3 separate regions of the Mus musculus genome follow, and regions 1 and 3 are each linked to region 2. The links are chromatin loops, found by intact Hi-C in ENCODE. Cell type or tissue: heart. All regions are shown on one strand. Each heading gives the region's core, and the rest is flanking DNA. Links, peaks and the distances in the headings are about the cores only. Region 1 has its middle 25 kb from the start of Gm39660. Region 2 holds the start of Fn1 (fibronectin 1). Region 3 has its middle 5.7 kb from the start of Gm8883.

The links. Peaks named below come from ENCODE experiments on the same cell type or tissue, not always from the same donor. Only the 100,000 strongest peaks of a DNase experiment are listed, where the experiment ranks them.
Region 1: a loop joins it to region 2, with 2.5 times the contacts of the local background. A loop is called at or near these places in 2 of 42 quality-filtered maps.
Region 3: it touches region 2 in a loop (2.5-fold over the local background); 2 of 42 quality-filtered maps call a loop at or near these places.

What each region holds. Positions count from the first base shown.
Region 1 is chr1:71,761,577-71,771,734 of GRCm38, reverse strand. No RefSeq gene overlaps it. Among named protein-coding and RNA genes, the nearest start is that of Gm39660, 25 kb to the right of the region's middle. In heart, for the core only: no CTCF peak of the experiment used is centred there; no DNase peak of the experiment used is centred there.
Region 2 is chr1:71,647,880-71,658,037 of GRCm38, reverse strand. It overlaps Fn1 (fibronectin 1), which reads left to right and starts at 4,804. Exons shown (of 46, transcript NM_010233.2): 1 at 4,804-5,206; 2 at 6,389-6,517; 3 at 7,339-7,476; 4 at 8,713-8,844; 5 at 9,892-10,029. The coding sequence starts at 5,056. It overlaps Apol7d (apolipoprotein L 7d), which reads right to left and starts at 4,703. Exons shown (of 4, transcript NR_040308.1): 1 at 4,652-4,703; 2 at 872-993. In heart, for the core only: no CTCF peak of the experiment used is centred there; a DNase peak (open chromatin) is centred at 4,737; H3K4me3 peaks cover 5,157 bases; H3K27ac peaks cover 4,533 bases.
Region 3 is chr1:71,877,318-71,887,475 of GRCm38, reverse strand. No RefSeq gene overlaps it. Among named protein-coding and RNA genes, the nearest start is that of Gm8883, 5.7 kb to the left of the region's middle. In heart, for the core only: no CTCF peak of the experiment used is centred there; no DNase peak of the experiment used is centred there; H3K27ac peaks cover 713 bases.

The DNA.
Region 1 (10,158 bases), core at 989-8,988, 110 kb before region 2:
CTTCTACCCCCTGAGAAGGCAGCGTCAGTGGTGGAACAAAACAAAACAGCCCAGAAAAGACACCTTGGGCTTGAAAACAACTAGAAATAAACTATTTTCCATAGATGCTACAAGGTAAGATGACCAACTCTCTGAACCCTCCTTCCTTTTCCTTGGTTCTGCTTACTACCTTTAAAGCTTTGCTTTTGTTGAAACTTTAACTCTATATTTTAGGATCTGTAAGTCATTAAGTGTAGTTGTGAAAGGATCTATTGATCATGTAAACTTGCTATAACATACCATGTATATAAATTAGATTCGACTCTTGTTGAAGAAAAGGGTATGCTCCGGATTGGGCTCACCTTGGACTGACATGTGGCTTGCTGCCATCTTGGCTGGTGACCTCATCACGGCATAAGTATGCCATGTGACTTTCCTGACCTCTTGGTTATGGTGAGCATGCAGTATCCCTCTGTTTATCACAGTATCCCTTTTTTTTTTTTTTAGACCGAGGAGGCAACACTAGGCTTTTAAGATGGTTTGGTTTAGAACTGGATGATAGAAGAGCTGTGGTACTCTTGTTATATTTGTTAAGCTTTAGCTATTTGGAGAAACTGAGTCATATAAAAACTGATATTTTTAAAAGTACACTATAAGAGATCAGTGTCTCTGTGGACTTATTTATAATTTCAAGTTTACTTTGATACTAAAGTATCTTTAATCAATAATTATAATTTAAGGCTCAAACTTAACAGAAATAAAATTATAAACCTTATGAAAGATACCAACTTGTTATAAACTGTTAAAGATATTTGAGATATATAAGTTAATGGTCAGTCATGCTCAGTACAAATGTAATTCATTTACAGAGATGAGCATGGGGGGAGAGACCAATTTTTATCTCCCATCATACAGTATTCTAGATTTATTGTCAAAATTAAGCCTAAAACAAGTTTAACGTTAACTTAGTAGTTTGTTTAATGTAAAATAATATTTAAAATCAGGTATATGAATGGTTGAGTAAAGTGGGTTAACTTTAGAATACACTTGCATGGCAGGAAATCCCCAGGCTCAAGCTGTTCCCTTGGATGGAGCCCCATCCCACAGAATGAGTTACATGCTAGCTAGCCTCTTTACAGGTCAAGGATACAGGGAGAATTTCAGCACAAGTCAATATGAGGCAGAGTTACAGTTTAGCAGAAAAGAAGTCTGATATAGGCTGTAAGCACAGAGTTAAGAAATAAGTGTTCATGGACAGGATAGGACACACACAAGTGTAGACATGGGCTTTCAGAAAGAGATTGTCCTCAAATGTCTTTACAACATATGGCTTTGTTGTCATCTGAAGTCATATCTCAAAAAGGTTGCTAAGGAACTTCAATGAGATCATACATTAGTCCCTGAGGTGTCGTAGATATCCATCACAGATGATAAGGCAAGCCTGTGTCATATGAGGAACACACGGGGAACTAAGACATGTTTTTGTTGTGAACAAAGTTTATAGTCTTGTTTGAGAGATTTCCCCAAAAGGTTTACATTTGGGAAAGGAATTAAAGCCATATACACCAAGTCCCTAAATGTAGTTCATTAGTAATTTAATATTCATATTAGAAACATCTCTATATGAAAAGAATATTGTATGTATATAGGCAACCTACACAACAAATGTCATTGTGATGGAATTCTTGCTTTTCAGCTAGTGAGCAACTTTAGCCAGACCCTGGAGTGAAGGGTCCCTTCCCTTTCTCATGTCTGCATAGCCTTCCCTGTCTTTCTAGCTTGCCTTCATATTATAATCACCTAACAGAGTTTTGTTTTGTTTTTTAGCCTTGGTTATTGGGGTAGTGAGATGGTTCAGAGGCTAAGAGTACTTGCTATGCAAGTTTGAGGACCTGAGTTCACATCACTAGTGCCTATGTTTAAAAAGGCTTCTGTGGTGGCCCCCATCTACAGCCTCAGAGCTGGGAAGCAGAGATAAGAGGATCCTAATAGCTTGCTGATCTTCAATGGAGCCAGCCATCGAGGTTCAGGTTCAATGAGAGACCCTGTTCCAATTGATAAAGCAATAGAGTGATCAAGGAAGATGCCTGACATCAACCTCTGGCTTAAACACACACACACCACCACCACCACCACCACCACCACCACGAACCAGACATACACACACAGGAAATAAACAAAAACCCCATGAATCTCAATGTCTAAAATATACAATTGAAGTGTCAATGCTGGGAGCTGCAGAGATGGCTCAGCTGTTAAGAGCACTGACTGCTCTTCCAGAGGTCCTGAGTTCAATTTCCAACAACCACATGGTGGCTCACAACCATCCATAATGGGATCTGATGCCCTCTTCTGGTGTGTTTGAAGAGAACAATGGTATACTCATATAAATAAAATAAATCGAAGAAGAGGAGAAGGAGGAAGGGGGGGGGGCCGTCAATGCCTTGGAACCCAGGCACCTGTATTTTATTGCAGTCAGAGCTTCTTAGATTATTCCAACCAGGCACCAAGACTTCAAACATCTACATTATAGCATATATGTCTTTTTATTGCTTTGCTTTTGTTTTTCAAGACAGGTTTTTGTTTTTGTTTGTTTGTTTGTTTTCTGTGTATCCCTGGCTGTCCTAGGACTCACTGTAAACCAAGCTGGCCTCGAACTCAGAGATCTGCCTGCCTCTGCCACTCAAGGGCTAGGATTAAACATGTGCACCACCATGACTGGATTTCTTATTTTAACATATTTTGTTATTAAACCTGAAAATGATGTACATGTGGAGGGAGGCCAGAGGCCAACTATTGAGAGTTGGATCTCTCCCCTCATTCTCTGAGAGAGGGTCTCCTTGCTTCTGCTGTGCTTCATACCTGGTGATTTTCTGTGCCTCTGGCTCTCGTCCCAGTGTGGGAATACTGGGATCACCATGGCATCTCACCCCATCCTGGTTCTTTGACTTGAGTTCTCAGGATCAACTCAGGTCATCAGGTTTGCTTGGCAATCACATGAACCTGCTGAGCCATCTTGTCAACCTTGTGTGTGTGTGTGTGTGTGTGTGTGTGTGTGTGTGTGTGTGTGTGTCCAGACAGGGTTTCTCTGTAAAGCCCTAGCTATCCTGGAACTCGCTCTGTAGGCCGGGCAGGCCTCGAACTCCCAGAGATGCACCTGCCTCTGCCTCCCCAGTGCTGAGATTGATTAAATGGCCACCCTTCTTGATGCAAATTACCTTCAGAAAGTCTCTGGGATCAGGAACTACAAGGCAAAAGCACCTTTCAAAGAGTATGAAGGAAAATGGGAAGCCACTCAGAGCAGCTGCTTCTGTGGGAGCTGACGGATACCTGTGCTCTCTATGGAAGCTTCGCTCACTTACCAAATGCTTCTCACCAGCTGCGTGCAGTCATGTCAGAGAGATGCAAATATGTAAAACCCTGGCTTTGGGCTTGACTTTGGACATCCATGCAGGCACAAACAAGCAAACAAAGGGAAAACCATGCTTTCCACAGTCAAGCAAATCAGTCTCTACTAGACTTATATTAAGATCCATTCACAAGAAATGAAGGAAGGCAAAGCATTTTTATAGACTTGTTACATGTATGCTTAATCAAGCATGATGGATACACTCAGGATTGTATAGCCTGCTTGTGGGATGAGGGGAAAGAATGTTTTTAATAAATTGTTTTTATTATTTTAGGGGGTGTATTTATTTGTGTGTGTGCGTGTGTGTGTGTGTGTGTGTATCTGGCTTCTCTCTGTGTGCTCATGGAGCATGGGAGCATTGGATCCCTCCAGCTGGAGTTACAGATAGTTGAAACGGATGCTGGGAACCAAACTCACAAGAGCTGTGTGTGCTCTTAACCTCTTAACCTCGTAAGCTCTGAGCCTCCTCTCCAGAAGCTAAAGGAGAAATATTAAGAATCCCAGCAACCCTTGGCTCATTGCTCAAGTTCATCTAGTTCAAGTGTCTGTAAGCATTTCTGGTAAAAAGGCAGACAGTAAATATTTTCTGCAGGTCAATACCATCTCTGTTGATGTCACATAACTCTGCCCTTGGAGCAGGAAAACAGCCACAGACAACTCACAACAGAGAAGTATAGCTGTGTTCTCATGAAACCTACCTTCCTTTTTTCCTTCCTTCCTTCCTTCCTTCCTTCCTTCCTTCCTTCCTTCCTTCCTTCCTTCCTTCCTTCCTTCCCTCCCTCCCTCCCTCCTTCCTTCCCTCCTTCCCTCCCTCCCTCCCTCCTTCCTTCCCTCCTTCCCTCCTTCCCTCCTTCCCTCCTTCCCTCCTTCCCTCCTTCCCTCCTTCCCTCCTTCCCACAGAGAATAATTTATGGACCAATCTGATATAGCATTTCTATGCAGAATTGCTACAATTCATCTGTCTTGAAAGTCCCTGCATCTGCTCTCCCTTGCGTCTGCCGGTCCGAGTTCTGCCTTCAACAGCTCAGACTCCACAGGCGGAGCATTCCTTGTAGATAGTGTCATTTGCTTTAACTTTTAGGCTCATGGTCACGAGTCTACAGCTGTCTGTTGAGAACCAGCTGTTTGGCTGGAGGCTCTCTAGAGCAAGATGCCTTCTCTTTAAGTTCATTTAGAACTTCTAACAAGAAATGAAACTCAACATTATAGCCACCACTGGCTTCCCCAGAACACCCATCTCTCCACATTTTAACAAAACTTTAGCACTCCCATCCTTCTAGAAATTGAAGGTGATGCCCACCTATCACTAGGTTACATGGGGGAAGCACATCTTACAAATGGCTCTGTAGCACCATTAGCCACATCAACACATAGCAACAGAGGTGATCCAAGCCCCGAGTGCAGAAGGGAAGCAATTCAACATAGTTTGCCATGTGATACCATTTTGTAGAATATAAAACTCATACTTAATAAAGCATCATACTTTATCACAGATATGTAAGAATCTGGTTTATAAACCAAAATACACAAATGGTGGAGGGAGCTTTGGGGAGAGCAGAAAGTAGAATGAAGATTGGAGAAAAAGGAAGAGTAATATTATAAAAAATTTGAAGCCTGGAGTGGTGGTGCACGCCTTTAATCCCAGCACTTGGGAGGCAGAGGCAGGCGGATTTCTGAGTTCGAGGCCAGCCTGGTCTACAAAGTGAGTTCCAGGGCAGCCAGGGCTACAGAGAAACCCTGTCTTGAAAAACCAAATAAATAAATAAATAAATAATTTGAAGAGAAGAAATTTGAGAAATGACACAATCAGCTCAATGATGCTTTTAAAATCTGTTGTTAAGAGGAAGTGTACTCTAAGGCCACTAAGGCTACTAACTATATGAGCCATAAAAACAGGCAAAGTGAATGACTACATGGCCAATTATTATGATAGTTATAATTTGGGGTTAGGCTGGGGGTATTTAACTATGAAAGTTTAGTTAATTAAATTAGGATAGTAATTTTCAGTGACGAGAATATAAATTGTTTGATCACAAACCAACATTTCTAGAGTTTACCAAGGAAAGCGGTTGTCTGCCTGCAGCATGGTATAAATTTCTTTTTTCTTAAGTTTTTACATTTATTTATTTATTTGTTTTGTTTTGTTTTTCGAGACAGGGTTTCTCTGTGTAGCCCTGGCTGTCCTGGAACTCACTTTGTAGACCAGGCTGGCCTCAAACTCAGAAATTCGCCTGCCTCTGCCTCCCAAGTGCTGGGATTAAAGGCGTGCGCCACCACCGTCTGGCCACGTTATATTTTTAATGTATTTATTTTGTGAGCAAGTGTGGGTGCCACCAGGCCCATGGAGAGGTCAGAGGTCAACTTTAGAGAGTTGGTTCTTTCCAGCCACCACCACATAGATTCATATATCCCTAGGATGGCACCCATCTCTTCTGGTCTGTTGCAAGCATCCTTACACAGTGAGCCATTCTGCCAGCCCATGAACTTCTTTATTACCGTCTGCTTTGGTGAGATGTCCTGACGTAGCATCACATATCAAAACATGGCACCAGACCCAGACACATCCCATGACATCATATAGATTTTTCTAGATCTAGACATGAAAATTAATAGGCAGAAACCTGACGGGGACTTAAATGTCAGCTTCAATTAGGGGAAAGTAAGGCATGACCAAAATACAGATATATTTTAATTTCTGCAAAACTAACTCTCAGTGTGAAAATACTACCAGTCGCTGCTAACAGGAGCATAAGCCAGTAGTTAAACTAGCCAATCTCTAACTCGTGCCTTTCAGAATCTTTGGGACATGCTGTTTAGTGATACAAACTCCTAAAACTTCAAAGGATACCATGGCTTTCTGGCTTAAGGGTTTTTGATTGTGAGAACAAGTCACAGCTTTTATCTATTCCAACATGAAAAGTAGAGAAAGATGCTTTCTTGTAGAAGCAGAGCTGAAGTTTTTCAGCTGGTTGCTGCACTTTTCTGTGGGTTTCAGTGTTGTCAAACAGAGAGAGCACTTGCGGATTTCCCCCCTAGTTCTTTCTAATCATTTCAGCTCCGTTTTCTTCAAACCCACAAGCATATGCAACAACAATGTCTACAAACCCAGCCTCAGCACCGCGTGGGAAGAGACTGTGCTGGCAGAGACCATTTCCAGGTCAATGTACTTCCCTCTCATTCTCTTCTTCACATCACTGCCATGTGTGTTGACATTCCACCCATCTGCTTCTTCACTTAAACCTCTCTATTGAGGAGGCTGGAGAGAAGGCTCGGAAGTTAAGAGTGCATGCTGCTCTTGCAGGAGACCGGAGTTAAAGTCCCAGCACCAGTGTCTGACAGCTCCCAACACCTGTGACTCCAACTCCAGGGGAATATGACACCTGTGGCCTCCTCAAACACCTGTGTTCATGTGTACTTTCGTGCACCAGCGCGCACACACAAGTTTTTTTTTTTTTTTAAACTTTAAAATTTCTTGGGCTGATGAGGCAGTTCCGAGTGTAAGGGCACTTGACTCCAAGCCTGATGACCTAGGTTTGACCCCTGAGACCCACATAGAAGAAGGAGAGAACCAACTCCTGAAAGCTGTCCTCTGACCTCCATATGTATGCTGTGGTACACATGCCCATATCCACATGCACGCACATGTATGTGCTCATACACAATAAACACATGTAATACAATTTTTATCAATACGTGTTGGTCATAGACATCAGTGGGGTATCGTGTGGCATTGGGTTCATTCTGACCGTTGCCTTCCAAGCACATCCCTCCCTTCTCCTCAGAGAAGACAGTGTATGCGTCAGTCGGCTTTAAACGGCAAGTCACCTTATGAGAACTTCTGCAAGCCTATTCACACAGGCTGAGACAAATACCATCTACTTAAAATTTGCAGAAGATTTAGTTTGAGAGGTTAAGAGTAAGTTATTGCATTGATAGTATATTTTATTTCTACATAAGGTGGGCTGATTAATGTCCTGAGAAGTAACTGCCTTTCTAAGGAGTGTCTGGGTTTTCAAAGAAGGCAGGACCTCTGCCCCTAAGGAATGGCAAATTCCAGACTCTGCAGGTATAAAGGTTGGCTTTAGCTAGGAGGGATGGGGAAAGGTGGGGATCATCCAGGAATCGCCACCTAAAGTGCCGCATGCCACACAGAACTGGCTGCCACTCAGCTCAGCCCAGGGTCTACAAATATTGACTTGGCCTTCGAGAAAATGCCCCTAAAATAAGTTGTGACCATACAAATTCTAATCCTGAGTGTGTTGACAAGTTTCCTGGACTTGTCAACAGTTAATCCTATATCAAACAGTTAATACTTTGTTTTACATTCCTGTATTGTCAGGTTTTACAGCATGGGGACTCTGCAGTTCTAAACATACTGGTAGACATGAACGACATGTGGAAGGTGCTTTTAGACAGTATGGGTATGTACTTTACAGCTTTAACTAGAAGGCCCCACTGTGATTTTACATCTCTTGATTGTTGTTAACGATGACTAAAAGTGTTTGTGTTTCGGGATCTCACTGGAAATAGCAAGCTATGAATGACTGGCCTCCATCCAGACTTTGGGAACAATCACACACTTTGACTCACTGGGATCCTATTTCACCCAGTCTGGATTTCAAGCTATAAATCCAGGCTAGTTGTCTTAACCCAGAATGTTATGTCACCATATTTGGGCAAGGACTAGAGTGGGTCTAACATATGCCTCTAGACTAGCTCTTTACACTGAAAAGCAAAACACTTTTCTCCTTTCTACAGAACCTTAAATCAACATAGTGTACATGACATAAGTGAGTTAATTTTTTTATGCAATCACTTGTTTGTTTGGGAGTGGGGACTTAAAAAATAACAATGTATTGCAAGCTGTGTGTTGCTCTCTCCTAACTGATGTTCTTAGAAATGACCCAACATCTCTAGCTAGAATCTGGAATGGAAATGAGCAGCTACTTTGAGAGTGAGTTAAATGATAAAAATTATACCATATTTCTGCTTAGTATCCTACTAACATGTGAGTCTCACTGTTAGGGCAAGACCCAAAGATGCAAAAGAAACCATCTTTCCCAGGAAATGCAAGGAGAAGTCCCTTTTTGTGGCTGCGACCCACAGATAGTCTTCCTTGCATCTCTTCCAGTATGAGCAGAATTTTTAAAGCCCATCACTTAATGAATATTAAATGTTCAAGCTTCTCAACTGAGTACCGGGGAAGAGAGATTGGGATGAGATAAGGATGCCTATCCTTGAGGAGTTCAGTCAAGTGGCAGTGACTAATGCTAAATTAATATTATCATTTTCTTAAACATCTACTTAAAATCCAGTTAACACAAGAGACAGTGGGTGGGAATCTTAGACTCTTAGAAATCATATATGATAGAAGACTGTAGTTTGATTGGAGGTTCAGGGAAGACATTGGACTTAAGCGGAGAGCCACGAGGTCAAAGCTGGTGAGTACTGGGGAGGTAGGAGGGGTGAGACTGGTGACCTGGGCAAGCACAAGATATTAAGGACTTTACAGTTACAGATATTACAACAATCAGGGCATGAAAGAGGGGTACGACCTGACCTTTGATGGCTGGGCTACAACATGAGACAGAGAACTAGAAGGTTCCATTGAAGATGTGAAAGGCTACTAAGTAAATTAATACCATAGGTTAAGCAGGAGATAGAGACGGCTGGGATACAGGGATGTAAAGAGAACACAGTTGGGTATGGAGTGTGTTCAGGAGCATCTGTTTAGGGCAGGACGATGGATCAGGGAAACACAAGGAACATTCATGGTTATCCAAGAGTATTTGAGAGAATGGCTTTCTCCTTTGAACTTGAATGAGAAATTTGGTGGAGTGGAGTGAGAAGAGTTAATTTTGAAAAGGTGAGAAGACAGGTAAGGCGAAAAGCCCGACCCTGAAAAGCTGCGGCCTCGGAATCCATGAAGTCCTGGGATAGAGTTCCAGGTGGGGCTCACTAACTTGAGCACTTTAAGTTCATGGTATAAAATCTAAGTGCTGCCTTTGGATACCTTCTACCCTTCTAGGGGAGCACACTCAGCCAGGGAGATCTTTCCTGTGGGGGAAAATGTGAACCACTATGGACTTAAGAGGTTTGAAGTTGACTCTTCTCTGAGCACTTCGTTGCTTCTTTCCTGAGGGCCTTCCCACCCCTGGGCTGGGTTTTTTTAGTATCTTTAAGAGTCTGACTTACCAGGTGGTGGTGGCGCACACCTTTATTCCCAGCACTTGGGAGGCAGAGGCAGGCAGATTTCTGAGTTCGAGGCCAGCCTGGTCTACAGAGTGAGTTCCAGGACTGCCAGGGCTACACAGAGAAACCCTGTCTCGGAAAAAAGAAAAAGAAAGAGTCTCCCTTCCCAGCTCCAGGCAGTCTTTTGGGTCTGACCAAAGCAGATCCATGCTCTATCCTCTCCTGGGAGTTCCACTTCTGTCTCATGGATGCCCTAGTCTGTTTGGCCTGCCATGACATACTACCATAGAATGAATTGTTTGAATAACACAAATGTATTTCTTCATAGTTCTAAAAGTATGTGTCTGAGATCAGAGCGCCGCCACAGTGGTGAGAGCTCCCTTCTCACCTAACTAGACAGCTTCCTGTTTTCTGCGTCCTCACAAAGCTGAGGAGTTCTTTCTTTTCTATAGGATTAGGATTCTGCCCTGTTGATCGCATTATCATTTAAAAACCTACTAAAGTCCCCATCTCCTGAGATCATGACATATGAATTTTATGCAGACAGTAGTCATTCTATAGACATAGAGAACACTGGT
Region 2 (10,158 bases), core at 707-8,706:
AAGAGAGAGTTCGAAGTGATACACCATTTCTTTAAGACTGGTGACTTAGAAAATGCCATTCTAGAGATTTTCTGAGCCATAGATTCTCGTTTGTCAGGACAATGGGATGTTCCTGAGAATTCTCGGTGGGGGCTGGTGCCATAGCTTGGTCCTGAGAGCACATGATTAGCATGCTTCAGGCTCTGGGTTCCATTCCTAACTCTGCGGTGAAAGGAGACAGCTGTTGATGGGCGAGTGAGGAATTTCGTATGCAGGTTGTTAGCAAGTCACACAGCTTAGATCGGTGTTTAAGAAAATCTACTTATTTATTTTTTCCTATCGAGCTATTGAAATGGTATGATTCTTTGCCTGGGAACAATGTGTTCCTTTTTCATGTTTTAAACAGTGATTTTTAAATGTCCATTCCATGTAAGTAAAATTTTCATAGCTAATAAAACAATATATTGCATTAACCTAGTTTGTGATTCAGTGTAAATTTTGAGAGAACTATATTTTTGCCATCATCTTTACAATTCAGTTGGATGTGACCTTAATTTGTCACCACTAATTAGGCGCAAAGAATGACTACTGACACCTCTATCACAATAGTCTATTATTGGCATACATCTTTACTTAAAGCATAATACTCATGGTCATTTTTTTGCAACTTCATGATCAGTTGCATACGAGAAATCTGTAATACGTGGTGATTAAGAAAATGAAAATAATTTAAATATGAAAAAAATCTTTCAAGTTTTTTTTTTTCTCCTTTTACGTCAACCTTCCAAAACAAATTGCCAACAGAACAAAATTGGGTTTAAAATCATGTTGCCAACATAAGATAAAGTCAAACTGGAGAAAGAATCAACAATAAATATAAAGATTTCCCAACCACATGCTGCCAGTCTTGGGAAGTAGAGACAGCCTGGTGAAGTGGTCCAGTTGCACAGAAGTTCTTTCCGTTTTACTAGATGAAGTGGACTCCTTTGCAAAGCCTTCGGGAGTTACGTCATTCTAATGAGAGAAGAGTATTCCCGTTAAGGAGCAAAAGGCATGGATTAAGGCTTTTTAAAGTGCTGATTTTTTTAAAAAGCATCTTCAAATATAAATAAAATGCTTATTAAGTTAAAATTAGCCAGCTTTCACAGCATAATTTAAAACCGTTATCAAACATTTGCTCCCTAGTTGCCAGCTTCTTCCTGTCAAGTCTGGACAAACTGCTCAGACTCTCTCTCCACACGGCCTACCCACGGGGCAGCTAATGCTTTTTCTACACCTGTGCTAAATGAGCAGCAGTTTTGCAAACGTGGCTGTTTTAAGGAGAAAAAGAAGGAAGGATTTCATGCAAAGACAAAAACAAAACAACAGCAAACTATGTCCCTCTCCAAACCCTAAAAACCAAAATAAACAAAACAATTGTAATCTATCTCCGTCCAACTCAACGATAGAAAAATCAGGACATTTATAAACACGCTACACGGTCCGGTGGCTGAAAGTTTTAAGGTCACCCAGCCAAAGACTTCCCCTGGCAGGACTCAGAGATTAATAGGAGGATAAAGGCCAAAGATTTTCAGGAAAAAAAAAAAAAAAAAAAAAAAAAAACCCAGCCACTGTCACCCAATTGTATTCTTTGAAGTCCAGATGTTCTTATCAGGAGTTCCCCTCCCCCAGTAGGCAAGCAATTTGGTCAGTAGGGATATTGCCTATAATGTTTATTAGTCTTAAAAAAAAAAAAACAACAACCGCCAAATGCTTAGAACATAAAACTTTACCCTTAAAGCTTATCCCGTGAGCTGTTTCTATTTCAGTCCTGAGTGAGTGGGTCTAATAAATTATCTTTGCTCTTCACCCAACTACGACTTTAACTCAAAAGAAGTCAAACCAGCTCAAGCTCTCTACCACACACACTCTTGACCGTCTCCCTCCGACAGCCAACATCTGAAGAACGTACCCCACAGATGTATGCGTTCTCTTTTCCCCAGTGAAATTTTAAGTTGTCAGAAACTCACTGGGGAAATCCTGCCATCCTGGCAATTACAGGGGGAAGCAAGGCAAGGCATGGTCCTTCATGCTTAGATGTGTCTTGGTCACATTTATACCGCCACACACAGACAGCTAGTGCCCCCAAGGAGCTGATGGGCAAAGAGAAGCCACCAGTATACTGAATTCAGGCCAACTTCCTCCTAGAAAAACTAAGAAATGAGGATGCTCTGTTGTTGCAATTTAGGATTAGGTCTTTGAAATAAAACCAGAGAATGCTAAAAGTACTACAAACAAAAGAATCAAACAAACAAAACAAAACAATCCCTCCAAAACAAACCAACAACAGTAGCAACAACAAAAACACCCAAAACAAAAACCCAAGAGTTTGGTGAGGTATAATTTCAACTGATTCCCTAGAATTAGAGTTACAGATGGTTGTGGGTGGTCATGGTCATGTGGTTGCTGGGAACAGAACCTGGGTCCCCTGGAAGAGCAGCCTGTGCTCTAACCATTGAGTCATCTCTCCAGCTCCCTGACCCCCAACTGTAGTCTTTAAGATTTCATTACCTCTGAGTTAGAGATAATCGACTTGAATTGGAAGAGATCTGGATGGGGGAAGGCTACCGTAGCAGGGCCAGTTTACCTTAATTAAGAAAATATCTCCATGTCCCAAATCAAAACCAAAACACAACTTTCAAGTCAAAGCATTCCTATAAAATTCAGCCAAATATTTCTGCTTGTGGGCCACCAGAGACATTTTCTATGGGACTGAAAGAGAAAACTTTCTTCTGAAATGTAAAGTGGGTTCCCCACAAACCTTTCCAATAAGTATATTATTTTAAAGTATTTTGAGTACGGTAAATACACCAAACTATCATATTTTTGTGACAAAATTCTTTTCTAACCACTTATTTCCTTCCTCCAGAATCTACCATATTTGTGGAAAGCCTTCCCTTCGGGTTTATCTAGCAAGCATCCTGATTTCCAGGTATCCTTCTCCCCCCCTGGAGAGAGCACTTCCCAGAAGTTCACTGTTTTACAAGGAGCCCTTTTATATCTGAAAGAGAAAACCGTTTTGTCAAGGGATGATGAGAAATTCCAAAAAAACTAACTCAGACGGGATTCTAAATTTGGGGGAATGTATGGCACTGGTTCAACCCTGAGTGTTGGTCACAAAGATTCTTGACTTATTTTACACTGCTTGTAAGAAACTGGTATTTGCTGTGGGTTTTTTTTGTGTGTGTGTGTGTGTGTGTTTGTTTTGTTTTTAGTTCTTTACATCAATAAAGATAAATGTTAATTTTGTGTCTTTAATGTGTTGAGGATTTTATAAAGCACACAAATTCAAATTATCCAAGAACCTGGTACAAACAACATATTTTGCTAGCTAGTAGCTTTAATATGTTCTCAAAGCAAAGGAGACCATGCGCCTAACCGAGGGAGAAAGCCAAGTTTGGGGTTCGGATCTGCTACTCTGAAAATAGTGGGCTTCTTGAAGGTCTTTTTGAAGCCCTACCAAAGCAACTGGGCTTGTGTGTGTCTGAAAGGTTAAAAAAAAAAAAAAAAAAAAGACCAACGTGTTAGAGCTGCTGGCTTCAGGGGGACGTCTCCTATTCCCTTTTCAACTTCAGTAGTGTAGGAAGTCCAGAGAATTTTCAGTGGAACTTTATACATTCTTGGAGCAGATAACAATTGAAATATAAAAAATCTGGCAGCGGGGGAGGGGTGGATAGTGGAATTCTGCCATGACTGCGAAGTCTGAAAATAAAATAAAATAAAATAAAATAAACGCCCGGACACATGCAAGGGGATTCGGGGTAAAGTCTGGAGGGAGGCAAGACATTAAATCTTTGTACCCATCCTCACCCCAACTCCCCCTTCAGAGGCCACCTAGGTTTGAGTGCAGATGGCCCAGTGAACGTGGCATGGACGGGAAGGGTCCCCCCGCCCCCCTTCATCAGCCAGTTCAACTTTTCCCCTTCTTAAGCTGTTCACTACTGCCCTTTTAAAAGAAACGGGCACCCCATCCCCAGGAAAGGAAAACTGTGCTTCACGACTTAGAAAAGAAACTTTCTGTTGCTTCCTCTTAGAGAGAAACTTGGTCCTGTGAGTTTCTCTGGAATCTGTAGAGCGCCGCGCGGAACCGAGGGCTGTGGAAGCTCAGGGAAGGGGGTCACCTCTGCCACGCGCTCACTCTCTCCCAGGCTCTTCCTTGAAACCTGGCAGGTACTGCGTGGAGAAACCGAGGTCTGAGCCTACCTAACACCATAAAGGCAAAGATAGGGGACCCTAGGCGGCGCCCAGGACCCAGGAAAAGCACCCAGAAGGAGCCGCCCCGCCCCGGGGCTGCAAAAGTGAAGTTTGGATTCCTACAGGGACAAGGTGGTGGCCACTTTATGACTTTTTCCCTTCCCACAAAATACACTCTGGTGTGCACAGACTTTTCTCAGAGGTGACGCAATGTTCTCAAACACCACCACAGCCACCAATTTAAAAAAAAAAAAGTTAAGAGATGAGGGGGGTAAGCCTTACCACCCCAGGCTTCCTTAGGCTCCAGCCCCTCCCTCCCTTTCCTTCGAGTCTACATCACTTTACAGCCGTTTCCCATCCCTACCCCCAATCCTCCTCCCAAAAGTTTGACGACCGCAAAGGAAACCAGAAAGGGGAAAAAAGTTCTCTAGTCCCAGACCTGGCGGGAGATCAGCATCTCTTTTGTTCGGGGCGAACCCACCGTACCCCGTGACGTCACCCGGACTCTGGGCCAATAGGCGCGCGGTCGGCGGCGGCTGCGGCGGCAGGAGGGGCGGGAGGAGTCGGACCGGACCCTCCTCCCCGGCGCGCAGGGCCTCGTGGGGGGCGGGAAGGTACTGTCCCATATAAGCCTCTGCTCTTGGGGCTCAACCGCTCGCACCCGCTGCGCTGCACAGGGGGAGAAAAGGAGCCCAGGGTGTGAGCCGGACAACTTCTGGTCCTCTCCTTCCATCTCCTTACCGGCGTCCCCACCTCAGGACTTTTCCCGCAGGCTGCGAGGGGACCCACAGTTCGTGGCCACTTGCCTCCTGGGGAGGGCGACTCTCCTCCCATCCACTCAAGATGCTCAGGGGTCCGGGACCCGGGCGGCTGCTGCTGCTGGCAGTCCTGTGCCTGGGGACCTCGGTGCGCTGCACCGAAGCCGGGAAGAGCAAGAGGCAGGCTCAGCAAATCGTGCAGCCTCAATCCCCGGTGGCTGTCAGTCAGAGCAAGCGTGAGTACCGACAGTCTGGTTCAAACCGGCCGGCGGCAGGGATGGGTTGGTCCTCAAGCGCCCGCTCAAGTTGTGGCTAAAGTTTTTGCGCGCGTGCGTGGCTGTGCGAACGTGTGTGAGTGCGCGCTTTATCGAGGGAAACCAGCTGTGGACACAAAAGGCTTAGGTCTGAACAGGCTGGTTGCTGGTGAAGTGGAGGTAGGGACCGTCTGTTCTTCCCCTCAAGTGCGCTAACAAATTCTACACCTTCAGTTCGCCCTTCCAGGAACCAAAACGTGTGAAAGAGAAAAGAGACACGAACTTACAAATTTTACATCAGAGATTATTGTGGTTCCCCTGATCCTTATTTTCTTTATCAGCAAATAGCTGGTTAAATATTTAACACGGGGAGGAGGTGAGACTATCTAAATAGGTAGTTTCTTACCAACTTGAAAGAGATGTTAGTTGGCTCAGTGCTTTGGGGGGGGGGGGGTAGCCTAGGATTCTTTCCCCAAGAGCAAGGATAGCCATTTCTCTTCCAGTTTTTCAGAGACACACTCTTCCTTTATCTTGGGCTAGAGGAAAATTTAAAAGTTCTCCCTCCTTTTTTTCTTTTTCTTTTCTTTTCTTTTCTTTTCTTTTTTTTTTCTTTTTTTTTTTTTTTTTTTTTTTTTGCCATGATCTCACACTGTAGCCTAAGCTAGCCTGGCATTCTCCTGTGTTGTCCAGGCTTGTGTGTTCAACTTGGGAGCAATTCTTCTGCCTCAGTTTCTACAGAGCTGGGGTTATTGGCATAGTCATCAAGACACCCAACTTAAGTTTTCTTTCTTGTCTTTTTGTTGTTGTTGTTAAGAGTATTGAAGCCCTCAGGATTTAAAAGTAATTTCTATTTCTGGCCTCTCAGAGTGTTTCAAGTCTGCTGAGGTAGTTCCCCTGCCCATAAGGACATGACGTCATTGTATAACTTTTACCCAAGTTAAAAGATAAGAAGGAAAAAACCCCTAAACATCCATCTACATAAACAATGCTTAAATCTTTGATTAGCTAGTTTCCACATCTGAACTTTAGTGGAATATTGCTTTTAAGAGTTTTTTTGTTTGTGCAGGCTCACCAAGTCAGTTGGCAAAATTCAGTAGTTTTGTAGGGGAAAAAAGAGAGGGAGGGATGGAACTGTTAATAACTTTCCCCATCAATTCTTCGCAGCTGGCTGTTTTGACAATGGGAAGCACTATCAGATAAATCAGCAGTGGGAACGGACCTACCTAGGCAACGCCCTGGTTTGTACCTGCTATGGAGGAAGCCGGGGTTTTAACTGCGAGAGCAAGCCTGAGCGTAAGTGGAAGGCAGTCTGGGCCCTGGCAGAGATGATGCTCTAAGTAAAACCACATTTGCCTTCTCCTCCTCCCTGCTCCAGTCGCTTGTAATTCCCTCTTATTAGACTTCTTGCACTGGCTTTTCACATGCTCTTACCTCTAAAACAAATGTAATCCACACGAGTCTCCAAAGCCGCCTTTTTATTCTCTTGGAGCTTTTGATTAGAAAATGAGAGGTTTTGCGTGTCTCCCTTCAAAAAGAAAACTTATAAAAGTTTGCTTATAAAAGTTTAATTTATTAGAAAGTGATCTCGGATCTTTTGGCTCCCAATTATGGGCCAGAAGTTGCTTTGAGGCACTGGGTTGTAAAGTGATTTGTTAGCTGCAGTTCCGTGAAAAAAACAAAAACAACAACCCACTACCACTTCGGAGACTCCTGAAGCCCCTTGATACGCTTCCGGTGAGCTACAGCAGTCCCTTCAGAGAGGCTGCTGAGGGAGGGTACAGGACAAATGTTTCAGTGGGGCTGACAAAGGCCAGCCACTGCTGGGAGGCCGGCAACCTTCAAACTGTTTGTGTCCCTTGTGACCCTTGAATTGATTTCCCTGGTTTGAGACTGGAATTTGGAATCTTTCCTCTGCAACTCAGCTGGTCACAGGGTGTGGCTTTTTCCTGGGAACTCTTTACATTATAAATAAGGGAACCGCTGAGAGCTGGCCAAAGGTCAAGAGCTCTGGTTTTATTAAAGCCTAACTTAAAAACTTGTCTCTCTTAAGTTTCAGAGTCGCCATGTATGTGTGTGAGACTCACATGGACTTTTTTTTTTTCCCCTTTCCACAGCTGAAGAGACTTGCTTTGACAAATACACTGGGAACACTTACAAAGTGGGTGACACTTATGAGCGCCCTAAAGATTCCATGATCTGGGACTGTACCTGCATCGGGGCTGGGAGAGGCAGGATCAGCTGTACCATTGCAAGTAAGAGAGGCCTTCTGTGGAGTTATTGAGGTCACATATACACACTTCCCTCTGGCCTGTCCTTGCCTTTTCCTGTTATCCCTGACTGAATAGTGAATACTTTTTACTTCAATGACCAAACCCCATGTCGTCACCCACCTAGCTCCTCTACATCTGGAAGATGGATCTAAGCAGAGATGGAATCTCTCTGTCTCTCTCTCTGTATGTGTGTGTGTGTGTGTGTGTGTGTGTGGACAGTGGAAGATCTCTTGGTTCTTTTCAATAAGATATGCCCAAGGGACCTACCTATTTTAAATTATCTGGGCCTCTTTAAGCCAGATTGATCATTTTATCCTCTGCAGCTATGAGCCAGAAGGGTTTTTGCTCTTTGTCATGGAGTCTGGTTCTTTGTGATGAGTAGATTAGATTTGGGGAGAAAACCTTGCGGTTCTCAAATTCAACACAGGCTGATGAGCACAGTGCATCTCCAAGGAACTTTAGGTCCTGGGCTTTCTCTCAGGAAGTCTACAGCTGCGGCAGTCTTTCTCGTGTGACTCATTGGGTTGCCAGTACGTTCTATTAATAAGACTTTCTCTCTAAAAACCAACTTTTAAATATAAGTCCTCTGTCCAAAAGAACCAATTAGTCCCTTCTGAATAGACCAAATCAATATTTCCAACATTTAACATGAGGGTTTTTTCCAAGTTTCCTGGCAAAGCCCAAGAGTCGATGGTACACTTGTGACCCTGCGTACAATTCAGCCATTGGATTTCACAGCCTAAGAAAGTATCAGGGTTTCCAACCCTCATGAGTGTGTCTGCTTGCTTTCTGCCAGAGTGCTATTTCCACCCTGGAGTAGAATGCAGGCTCTCCGTCCTCCAGGAGATCGGAATGCTATGCCCAAGTAGCTCACCTTGCTGTCTAGGAGGACAGTTCCCCCAGCTCTTCTCTGTCTAGGGAACAGATTGCCTGTGATGTCTCCGGGGAACCACAATTTATGACTTCTTGCCATTCAGAGTTCTCCATGGCTTTCCTTTTTGTGCTTTAACGATTGACCCAAAGTGGGCTGATATGGTGTTAGCCTTCTTTCTGCTTTTTTTTTTTTTTTTGGCAGGAGAGCTGCCTGCCAAAAAAATCCCTCAGGATTAGGGATTGCATTTTGGCCAACATACATACTTATTTATCTCAGGCAGAACATGAGATGAGCACCCCCTGAATTCTCTCAATCCCCTAACGTTTGCCTTTGATCTGTAACAGATCGCTGCCATGAAGGGGGTCAGTCCTACAAGATTGGCGACAAGTGGAGGAGGCCACATGAGACTGGTGGCTACATGTTAGAGTGTCTGTGTCTGGGAAATGGAAAAGGGGAATGGACCTGCAAACCTATAGGTAAGTGGCTCGTGTGTGTGATCGAGGGGAACGGAGCCACAAGCAGATAGCCTAAGCAAACCAGTGGCCGGGATAGCTGAATCACAGCATAAAAACCAGTGAAATGTGCTGCGAGTCACCAGCCTTAAGGAAATCAGATCCTGAACTATGGAACATAAAGGAATCTTAATTTTGTTTGAAAAGCACAAGGTGGAGTTAAAATCTTTAGGAAGAAGTGATTTCTTTTGTTTATATACTATGCTGTCCCCTTGGTGAAGAAGACATGTTATTTAAAGGAGGAAAAATTACACTATTGACACATTTCTTGTTGGAACACAGTTTGTTAAAGCACAAAATGCCACGTGGCTCCGGTCACACCTTGGCAATTTCCTTAAAAACAAACATTAAAGGTTGTGGGGGATTTTTGTTGGTTTGTTTTATTTATTTTTTCTGTTTTTTTGTCTTAGCCTTGGTTGTACTCTGAAGCCCAAAGTTTTGGGTTCTCTTTCTTAGATCTCCAAGTCAGACGTGTGTTTTTTCAAATTTGTTTTGTTTTTGTTTTTTACATTAGTCTAAAATTTAAAGAGCGCTCCTCTCATTCTTTGTAAGTCGTTCATATTTTATAGTGGTTTAGTTTAGGGACACACAGATCAGTGGTAGAGAGCACTTGCTGAGGCTAACATAAGGTTCTGGGTTCAATTCCCAGGACTGAATTAATGAGTTAAAAGAGAAAGGTTGGGATTTTGCATAGGGTCGTCTCCCACAGGGTAAAGACTTGCATTTCTTTCCACTTGAAATGTTAGTGGGAAGCTTGGGACAGGCAGAAAAATCCGGTCTGTGTACTCATTAGGACAACAGAATTTACTTGCAGCAAGGCTGGGGCTTCCTCTTGCTCCGGCTTCTTGCTCCGTGCTTAGCTGCAGGGCGTGCCTGCTCATCTGAACAGAGTGCCACTTTAAGAAATGTGGCTGGGGTTTTGATTCCATGCTACACTGTAAATTATAGGGAGACGCTATCATTTTAAATCGCTCTTCCTCCTTTCTTTTTGCTTTCCCATTTCTTCTCCAGCTGAGAAGTGTTTTGATCATGCTGCTGGGACGTCCTACGTCGTGGGGGAGACCTGGGAAAAGCCCTACCAAGGCTGGATGATGGTGGACTGTACTTGTCTAGGCGAAGGCAATGGACGCATCACCTGTACCTCCAGAAGTAGGTTTAGCTCTTTTCTGTTGACAATGCAGCCCACTGTTGCTTCTGGATCCCTAGAGAGAGTTGTGATGCCTTGGTGACTCTGTGGTATCATAAGATGTCCAGAAAAACTGTATAACCATCACCTTC
Region 3 (10,158 bases), core at 1,191-9,190, 230 kb before region 2:
GAGAACATCAGATCTCATTATAGATGATTATGAGCCACCATGTGGTTGTTGGGAATGGAACTCAGGACCTCTGGAAGAGCAGCCAGTGCTCTTAACCTCTGAGCCATTTCTCCAGCCCTGTCTCTTGTCTTTTAATTGAATATAGTCTTGGGTGGGGTCAAGTTTGAGGTTTCTAGAATTTATATGGTTAGAGCCCAGACCTTCCAAGTTGTGCTGCAAAGAGCCTACAGATGTGGCCTCACCCACCGCAGCCTCTTTCCCTTCATAGCTGCTGTAAAAGCTAACACTACTCCCCTGGAGAGCCAAATCTCAACCCCACCCCACCTCAGGGTCCCTGGAAGCTTGACTTTGGTCACCTATTAACTCAGCCCCACTCTCCTATCCTGAGTCTCTGTGACCTCTGTCATGTAGTGTAAGTCACACATTAACCAAGCTGCTTCCTCACAGTCCAGGATTCCCGTTACCCCCAGAAACCCTTCCGAGTAAACACCGAATTTTACCTTCCAGGACTGACGCCTCTCACTCCGGACCCCTGCCATACTGTTTACTGCTGTGTCAATACACCTGTCCTCTGAAGGAAACTTCATTCAGGACCTTTCTTTTTGATTTTCTTTCTCCTCCTCCGAAAGCCTAACATATAGACAGACAATAGATGTAGCAATTTTGAGTCATCATTCATACTAGGATAAGACTTTTCATGATGTAATAGCTTTTGAGTCACCATGCTCCTGAAGTAACGCAATAAATTCACAATTCATGGTTCGCTAAGTTGAATTTATTATCATCATCATCATCATCATTATTACTACTACTACTTGGTCTCTTTGTACTATCTGGGATGTAAAGGCATTTCCTTATGTTTTCCTAGAAGGAAAATCTGTGTCAAATGTCTGCAGGCAACTGATATGGCTGCTTTCCTACGTGTGACATGAGGTGACATGCATCCTTGCTTTGGTAGCCGATGCAGGAGTCCTGTGGATGATAACACAGGCAGCAAGGCTGAGGGAAAGTCAGGGTAGAACATTTCCAGGGGAAATCCTGATATGGCCACTTTCCCCTGTGTGGTAACAGGCTGACATGGCTTCACGCTGTGGTGGCAGTTGTGCAGCTCTTGCTATGGGTGATAAAATGCGCAGCTACGGTGTGACAAAAGAGGCCTTAGATGCCTACTTCACTAGACAAGATAGATTGCCTTGGCTGGAGAGTAAAGATAATTTAGTAGGACCCTGGGACTCTTTTGAGGATGCTAGTGGCTTTCCTTGTGGGTTATGATCTCGCTGGCTGATTTGGAGACTTAGAGTAGCATGTAAATTGGGTTTATAAGTTCTAAAGTAACCAAGAGGGCCTGAGACGAAAGAAAAACAGACATAAGGGGCTGATCTGAGAACAAATACAGCAGTGTTTGGGTTGAGCTGTGTTTCCTGCAGGGGATGAATGAACAAAAGGACCAAGGCTGTCTTTGTGAGCCCCTGGACGTTGTTAAAGCTCAGGCAACACTCACCAAAAGTTTGAATGGCAGAAAAGAGCTCTCCTTCTGCACATTGTCCTGCATCTGTAAAGAAGGGGAGTCATGTGTGATGGAGATTACCTCAGCTGCTTCCCTAAGGAGATGGCCAGTGGTGCCTACAGATGCAGCCTTTGCAAGACAACCAGAGGTCCTAAGTCGTACTGTGGAGCTGTTGGTCCCTTGCAGTTATGTGCAGTGCTCGGGCTTTGATGGTTGCTGGAGTTGAGCATACCTTAATTCATAGCAGTACCCAAAGAGCCCCAGGGCCAATAGTCAGCAATAGATCAATATGGGGCTAGAACATTGTTGACGATAAGATTGTGCTTGTCCAAAGACTAGGTGGCTATTTCCCCTGGACTTATTGTGTACATTTCTTCCCTGCAGCCGTGAGTACTGAGTGGATATGTTCTCAGAACACACCCTGCAGACTACCATAGGAGAATTCTTTTAAGGGATAGAAATTGAAAAGACAGTCACGCATGGTTGGGTGAAATGAGACCCAAGAACAGAGATTATTCACTTAGCTGAGGTCTCTTCAACAGAGGAGTTAGAAGCCCCAGCTCTGCTGCAGTACCAATGTTATTTTGACAGAACAAATGATACATGTTATGGAGTCTTCTCATGCTATAGTAGATCTTGCTTGTTTATTGCTCTAACTGGTGGCACAAATCTGGGAGAGCGGTGCCTAAAAACGAGGCCAGCTGAAGTCTCAGGCAATGGCCAACTTTAGTCAGAGCATCAGACAATTTATCTTCTGGGGGGTTGAAAAGAGTCCCCTGTGTTACAACCACAAGGGCAAGCTGCGTGTGGCAAAACATGATCTTTCATAGAGGCATATAAACAAACGGCCAGCTGTAATGAATAATCTGAAGTAAACCACTCCCATCCCATATACCTGGGAGGCGCTTGAATGCACTTTCCAAGAACCACAGGTGTTATGGAGAAAGAGATCACAAGACTCTTGTTTACTCGGACTTTTCTCCTAAGGCCTCAGAAATCTCACACAGCTTCATTTATGGACCATGTTCCTGCTAAGTAAAATAATGTTACGTTTATTAATTTGTATCCCTTTGGCTTCCAAGCTCCAGGACCAGTTTGTATTTGTTATTTGTTTGGGACAGATAGTGATTCAGAGACCCTGCTCACACTCTCAAAAGAGGTTTTATTATAGATTGGTAGCCCTTGAATATTTTATAGATTTTCTTTTTCTTTCTTTTCTTCTCTCTCTCTCCATCCATCCCCTTCCTTCCCTCCCCCGTCTCTCTTTCTCTCTTTCTCTCTCTCTTTCTTTCTTTCTTTCTTTCTTCCTTCCTTCCTTCCTTTATCGTTTTTATCTAAAAGCCAGTAGCTAGAGACTTTAAACAAAGGTGGTACGGTGACTAGGAGGGAAACAGTACAGAAAGCACTAGAATTAAAAAATAGAAAACTCAGTGCCATTGTTAGGCTACCTCATCATGAGTTGCTGGCCAGGAACCCCCTGAGCCCTTCTCCGCATACTTGCTACCTGTGCTGGTTGTACACACATGAGAACGTGGTGTCAGGGCCCTAATGGCAACAACCCAGTGTGCTGTGATTGCAGGACACAGAGAACAAAAGTCAAGTGTTCTCCTGCTAACTAGAATTTCCTAGTCTGGAAGGCTTCATGTGGGCTGCTGTCGATGGTCCTGCTTGCTCATGTACCCCCGTGTTAGCCCTGCCAGCATCCCAGGTGACAGTAACACAGCAGCACTGACACCTCTGATGGGACCCACAGCACTCCACAGCAGGGGACTGGTACCTGAGATGGCCTCTAAACTGGGTTGTCTACAGAAATAGTCTTTCTGTAGTTACAAAACTCAGGTCAGTTTGCTTTTTTTGTAAAGGTTAGTAGGAAAGGGTCCGTGGATCTTCATTTAAAGGGCTCACCTAAGCCGGGTACTTGCCTTTAGTCCCAGAATTTGGGAGGCAGAGGCAGGTGGATCTCTGAGCTCAAGGCCAGCCTATTTTACAGAGTGAGTTCTGGTCTATACAGAGGCTACGCAGAGAAAACACCTAAACAAACAAACAAACAAACAACAAAAAAGAATAAGAAAAGAAAAGCAAAGGCTCACCTGAATAGTACCCACCCAAGATGATATTCCTTTAACTAAGTGTCAACCGATTAGGGACATTAATTATGTTTAACACATAACAGTTCATAACCACAGGAGTGGCACTCCATTGTATCCACAGGCCATGTCCATATGGAGGAAATGAGATTAACACAGAGGTCTCTGTATCACAAGATGGAGATGTTGGGAACCACCTTAGAATCCTATCAGAGTCTTTATAGATATTAAGTAACTAACTATAGGGAGAAAATTGAACAACCCAAACTGTGTAAAACTTCATGAAGGAGAATCACAGTCCCACAGACTGTTAGAGGGAGGATCTCACTTCTCTGAGGATTTGTAAAAGGTTGTTAGAAGAGTCTGGGTCAGTTGAGCTGTTGTAGAAATGGGGGGCGGGGGCAAAAGGGGAGCAAAGGCAGAGTGAGCTGACAGAGTGACAGGGGCTCAGAACTACAAGGGCAACAGGGAGCTGAGCAAACTCCTCTGGCTTGCCCGAGTATCCCAAATGCTTAGTGTCTGGGAGTGAGGTTGAGCGTTTGCACCATGGAAGAATGTAGACAGTTTCCCCAAAGGTCCAGTGGCCAAAAAAAACCGAGGGGTGAATTGAGCCTGTGCAAACAGCGGGAGAAAGGAACCGTACTCATTTAAACAAGTATGCACTGGCTATGTATTAGCAAGGAGACAAGTGGTTAGACATACATTCTAAATAAGCTTTTGTTAATCTGAATAGACTTCTCTGATTCTGCATCCATAACGTGTTGTAAAAATATAACTTTGGATTTCTATCATCACAAAAAATCCATACAACTTAAAATATGAGCCTTGTTGTTTCCTTAGTCTAAAAGGAATTTTTAATAATAAAAAGAGAGTTTGTTAGGATCAAAAAGTTGTATAATTGTTGCATCATACCATGTGGTCATCTTAAAATGGGAAAGTTATATGGTCAGCGCCAGTGTGTCCTACCTCACCGAGTCCAGGGAGCCTCCCCAGCAGGGAGCCAGGTCTGGTTCGGGAGGGAAAAAGAAGTTTAAGAGTGAGTTTAAGCATAAATGGTGTTTGAATCATTTGTCTGTGGCAGTGAGAATCTGCAAATCAGAAATAAAATCTGGAGAACCTTCCTAGTGCGGAGCTGTAGGAGGTGAGAGGGGTATGAAGGTCCACGTAGGTGGGCTGAGAGCTGCTGTCATATGGAGAAAATGGATTTTAGTAGAATTTGGAATTATATCACAAACAAATGATCTGTAAAAGTTAGGAGATCCATGGTTTGGCTCAGGAGCAGTCATTGGAAAGAACAGTTGTGTCATATCCCACCAAGGGAAATGGGGAGTGTCAAGTTTATTTATATTTACCCAACTGTTGGTGATAATTATACAAAATCCCAGGAGCAAGAAAGAGCAACCTGTACCTGAGGCGTTCCAAAGTTACGGGTGTGACTAGGGATTGTGTGGAACAGTCCCTCCAGCCAGAGTGGCTGGATTGTGGAGGAGGACCAAGGACAGATGCCCGACAAACATGGTTTACCTGGAGACAGTCATGGGGGGTTTTGTTTGTTTATTTGGTTGGCTTCTTTATTTGTTTGTTTTTGTTTTGAGAGAGAGAGAGAGAGAGAGAGAGAGAGAGAGAGCGAGAGCGCACATTGGTGGAAGAAAGAACTGCCCAGGGAAATCGAAACCTCACCATCAGTCGGTGTGTGCAGAAAAGTAGCGGTAGGAATAGCAGGAGAGAGTGATATCCTGACCAGGCAGGCAAAGATAGGGTCCCAGGATTCTGGCCTGTGTGTATCAAATCCGCTCCAGGACAGCCTGTTGAGTCTTTTGGCACCAATGTTATGTTTATAATTCCATATAATGCGGTGGAGAGAGAGAGAGCAGCTCGGCAGGGCCCTGCCAAGATGTCCTCCCTGAGGAATCATACCATGCGACAATCCTAGAATAAAGATTATTTTCGAGGATACGAAGGGAAGCGTGGGGGTAACCTAGGAAGAGAAGGACAAAAAGAGAGAGAAGAGAGGAAGAACGGCTAGAAACACGTGGAAACACAGAGAGAATGAAGATGGAGAGAAAACTGGGATAGTCAGGTTCTCTTATATGCCAGGTTGGCTCGCACCGTGTGGCAGGTTATGATGTAAACTATTGCTAGGTTCCTGGGAGAAGCCTAACGGAATTATCTGTAAAGGAATAATAGTTCCTCCATTTCTGACTGAAGAATTCTAGGGAGTCTGTCTGTCTGTTGCAGGGTCTGAGTTTCTCTGAGGACAACACAAGCTCAAGACGAGGAGACAGTCTTGGGTGAATCATTTAGGTCCCCGAAGCTTGGGGTGGGTCCTCTGCTTCTAATACCACATTAGAACATTTAAGCATCGCTTGCACACAGTCTGCCTGCGTTCACTACAACACTCCTTGCCCATTCAGAGTGAATAGGGAAAAGACTGAGAAAAATGGGGTGGGGGTGGGGGCGCACTCAAGCTGGATAATGGAATGTTCTTGTCAGCACTTGGGGAAAGCTAACAGATGGGAAGCATTTTTGCCCACTCTCTAATAAACACATGCAAGGAGCTGTGAAATCCCACAGGGCCTCTGAAACACCCCTTCCTCTATCTTCCTGAGATAGATGCTAAATTTAAAAACAGAAAGTTTTCATCTGATCAAATTATAGTTTATACAGTAAGTCCTCTCCATGGTGTGTGTGTGTGTGTGTGTGTGTGTGTGTGTGTGTGTGTGTGTGTGTACATATGCTGGAAAAATGCTAGAAAGATGACTCCATCTGTTGACCAACTTTACCAGAGTTCGCAGTGGAACCCAAGCACCCTGGGGAGGGGTTAAACCCTTCCCTTGAACAAGAATTATGTTTTAAAGGCTGTAGTATCTGGTTGAATGTATTGCAGACATGAACCCCCCTTTAACAGGTAATTTGCATATTCAGAGAGGCTTTTTCTCATTGGAGGAGTGATCAAACATTCCTAGGCTTGTTCCTTTACGAACACAAGTGGCTCCAATGGTTCTCTGTCTCACGGGATTTCTTCCCCTTCTCCGGTGTGGTCCAGGTCTTTGTACTCTTCCTGCTTCATCTGCTCATGAGATGGAAGTAGTCATGATCTTAGAAACAGTTTTGGATGGGTGGACAGCAGCCTCTTTTCTTTTGGTTGTGATGTCGTGACTAATTCATAAACGCAGGGTTATGAGTCACTTCAAATTCCTTGAGTCCCTAATGACCATGTTAGGTAGGCACAGAAGCGAGACTCTGGGACCCAAGTCAAACACCAAAGGGCCCTTTGTCTGTGGCTTGTCTGCTCTGTTACTCTAAGCAAGACTTATAAGGGGCCCTGCTGGCAGTTTAGTCACCGGCTGGGCTGATGAGCTGCTGGGCTTATTTACAGAAGTTTGTTTCCTTAACTCACCTGTTCATTAAGATTCCTGGGTTCTTCCCAGAAAGGTATTGGGTCTAGACTTCTTACAGGACTCCCCTGAGAGAATCTTACCTTGAGGCGGTTAAAAAACTCCCATGCTCTCTCTTCTCAATGGGATTTGTAAAGGGAATCTGTTAGGAGGAAAAGCCTTCAGCTGGGTGATCTAGGGCTCAATGGTGAGTGCAGAAGCACTTAGCGTGCTTTAGTCACAAAGCCTCGAATAGACTTAACTTTCAGCACAATTAATTTCCAAATTGCAGAGTAAAATTCTAAAGGAATCTCCATCCAACCATTTGTTTAGCAAATTGTCTGCATCATCTACTTTGGACCAGGCATTGTTCTTAATACTAGGGACAAAGTAGTGAAAAGGCAGAGGTGGTGAAAAGGCAGCTCAGAGTGTGGGCTCTTCAAATTATAGTTCCCATACATTTGCAATAAAGAATCAATATTACATTTGGACAGCACCCTACAAAGAATGACATGGAATGACAGTTGCATACTGTTCATGGCTTGGGGCACATCAGAGAACACATGCAAAGAACTCTGGTCTCTTGGAGCTGATATTCTAGTGTGGAAACGTCACTAGAAAATATAATAGAATAAGTAATGCACTGAGTATGTATTGCCTTGTGTAGCAAAGGATAATGGTTCTAGGATGGGGAAAAAAATCTAATGAGCGAACAGCTACTTATGTGTGAGTAGCCTCATTGTTAAGGGGATATTATTTTTATTACATATTTTCCTCAATTACATTTAGAATGCTATCCCAAAAGTCCCCCATACCCTCCCCCCAACTTCTCTCCCCACCCATTCCCATTTTTTGGCCCTGGCATTCCCCTGTACTGGGGCATATAAAGTTTGCGTGTCCAATGGGCCTCTCTTTCCAGTGATGGCCGACTAGGCCATCTTTTGATACATATGCAGCTAGAGTCTAGAGCTCCGGGGTACTGGTTAGTTCATAATGTTGTTGCACCTACAGGGTTGCAGATCTCTTTAGCTCCTTGGATACTTTCTCTAGCTCCTCCATTGGGAGCCCTGTGCTCCATCCAATAGCTGACTGTGAGCATCCACTTATGTGTTTGCTAGTTAAGGGGATATTTTAAAGGATGACTTAAAGGTACAGGATTCGCATGCGGGGGCAAAAATCCATAAAGTAGTGAGGTATTTTCAAAGAAGAGCAAGTAGAGGCTGGAAGGTCATAGCAGAGGTGAGCCGGGATTGGTTAGGGATTTGTCTGCTGTTCAGAGTAAAACAGGGAGGTGCCACCAGGCTCTGAGCAAAGGATGACATGGTGCGGCATGCTCTAGGGTGACTGTGCTGTATGCAGATCATAAGGGGACATGGGTGGAGAACAAAAGCCAACCACCCTTAAATAGCAGCTAGTGTGATCTGGATAAACTCAAGATGTACCTCAGTGAGAAGCCAGAAATCCCAGACACTAGAGGAAATGCCTTCTTCATGCACACAAGAACTACGTACAAGAATAGACGTGTGTGTGTGTGTGTGTGATAAACAACAACAAAACAGCCAAGATGTCCATGAGTCAATAAATTAAAGCTTACTAACTCTAGGGCATACTCTCTAGTAGTTAAAATGAATGATTAAGGGTTGTGTTTTCGAGGTAGATAAATTCTTTTTAATTGTTTATCTTTAACAATTAAAACCAAGTTGAGAGAACAGTTGCAATATAATAAGTTCAAGGTGCTAAAATAGTACTCCACATTCTAGATAAAAACATATAAGATCAAATGAGGGAGGAGTCCTATTGCACTCATTATAGTTATGTCGTGGGTGAAGCGAGGGAAAGGGTTTGCAAAGAGAAGAAATAAAATAAATGGCAAATGTTCCCAAAATCAGTGTATTGATGCGTTATTCTCCCCCTCCTCTTCTTTCCCGTATCCCTCCCCTCCCTCCACTAAAAATACTTAAATGGTAAAGTTTCTGTTTTCATTGAATGACAATCAGAAATAGTTCATTAAAATGAGCAAAAGAAGCAGTTCTTACAAGCAATCTGTAAATTCCTAAGTCAACTTATATCTCTAGGTCAAAAATAACAGCCAAAGTAACGCCACTGCTCTTCACATAAGTTCTCTTACTGTGGTTTGCAATCAAAACTATAAATTCTCTATTTGGTGAGTCAAAATCTGATGCTGCAGAGCGTGAGGCTTGCTTTGTGATGGTGATTGACGGGACTCAGAGGTAAGGCCTGATGGTTTTCTCCGGTCCTCAGGTTTCCTCCCTCCTTCCTTGCTTTTACTTCTGGAAGTGACTCTCAAGAACCACAATTTCTTTTTTTTTTTTTAGGGAGTCATAGACCCCAGAACCGTTCTTGACATAAGCCCTTCGGAAGGTATCCTAAGTTTTCGTTCTTCCTTCTCTTTGGCAGGAAGGTTATGACTCCAGAGGACTTGGATACCCAGGAGGCCAGGAAGCATGTCAACAATGCATTTTGCTGGGTCCTCCCCAAGCCTCAGCCTCTTATCCAGCTCCATTCACCTTTCAACCTGGCTCTTCATTCTTCATCAGACCTTAACATAAAAACAGACCATCTCCCCTCAGTCTCTGTGCCTTTAATCTCTGAAGGCATCTGTGGCACATAAAACTTTGATGCAGTTAATTTGGCAGGTTCTTCTCTTATAATGTGTCTATAGTGACTATAGTCAGGCTATAGTAGGTCTATAGTGTCTATAGTGTGTCCATAGTGCATCTATGGTGTCTATAGTGTATCTATAGTATCTATAGTGTGTCTATAATGTCTATAGTGTGTCCATAGTGTGTCTATGGTGCATACAGTGTGTGCCTTATGATGGATTAGGAAAGATCACCACATCTTAACTGCCTTCATATCTGTGGTTTTGCTGTCCTTGCATCTTTCTGGCTGCCTCTTTTTGTATCACTTTGTTACCATTTAACAGCCTTTGTAACATTGGTGGTGCAGACCAGCTGCTTGCATGAGAAAGGATCCTCATGGGTGCTGTTTGACTAGGGCAGAAAATTCCTACAACCAGGTTCATGAACAAGGTGTTCACTACGGGCGTGTGGGGAGCATTGGCAGTGGCTGGTCTCACTCCTGCACACAGGGGCTGTCTTCCTCTCCGGCTTGCAAAAACGGGTTGTTTGGCTTGGGAAGCTTATTATTTCATGGAGCTGAAAGG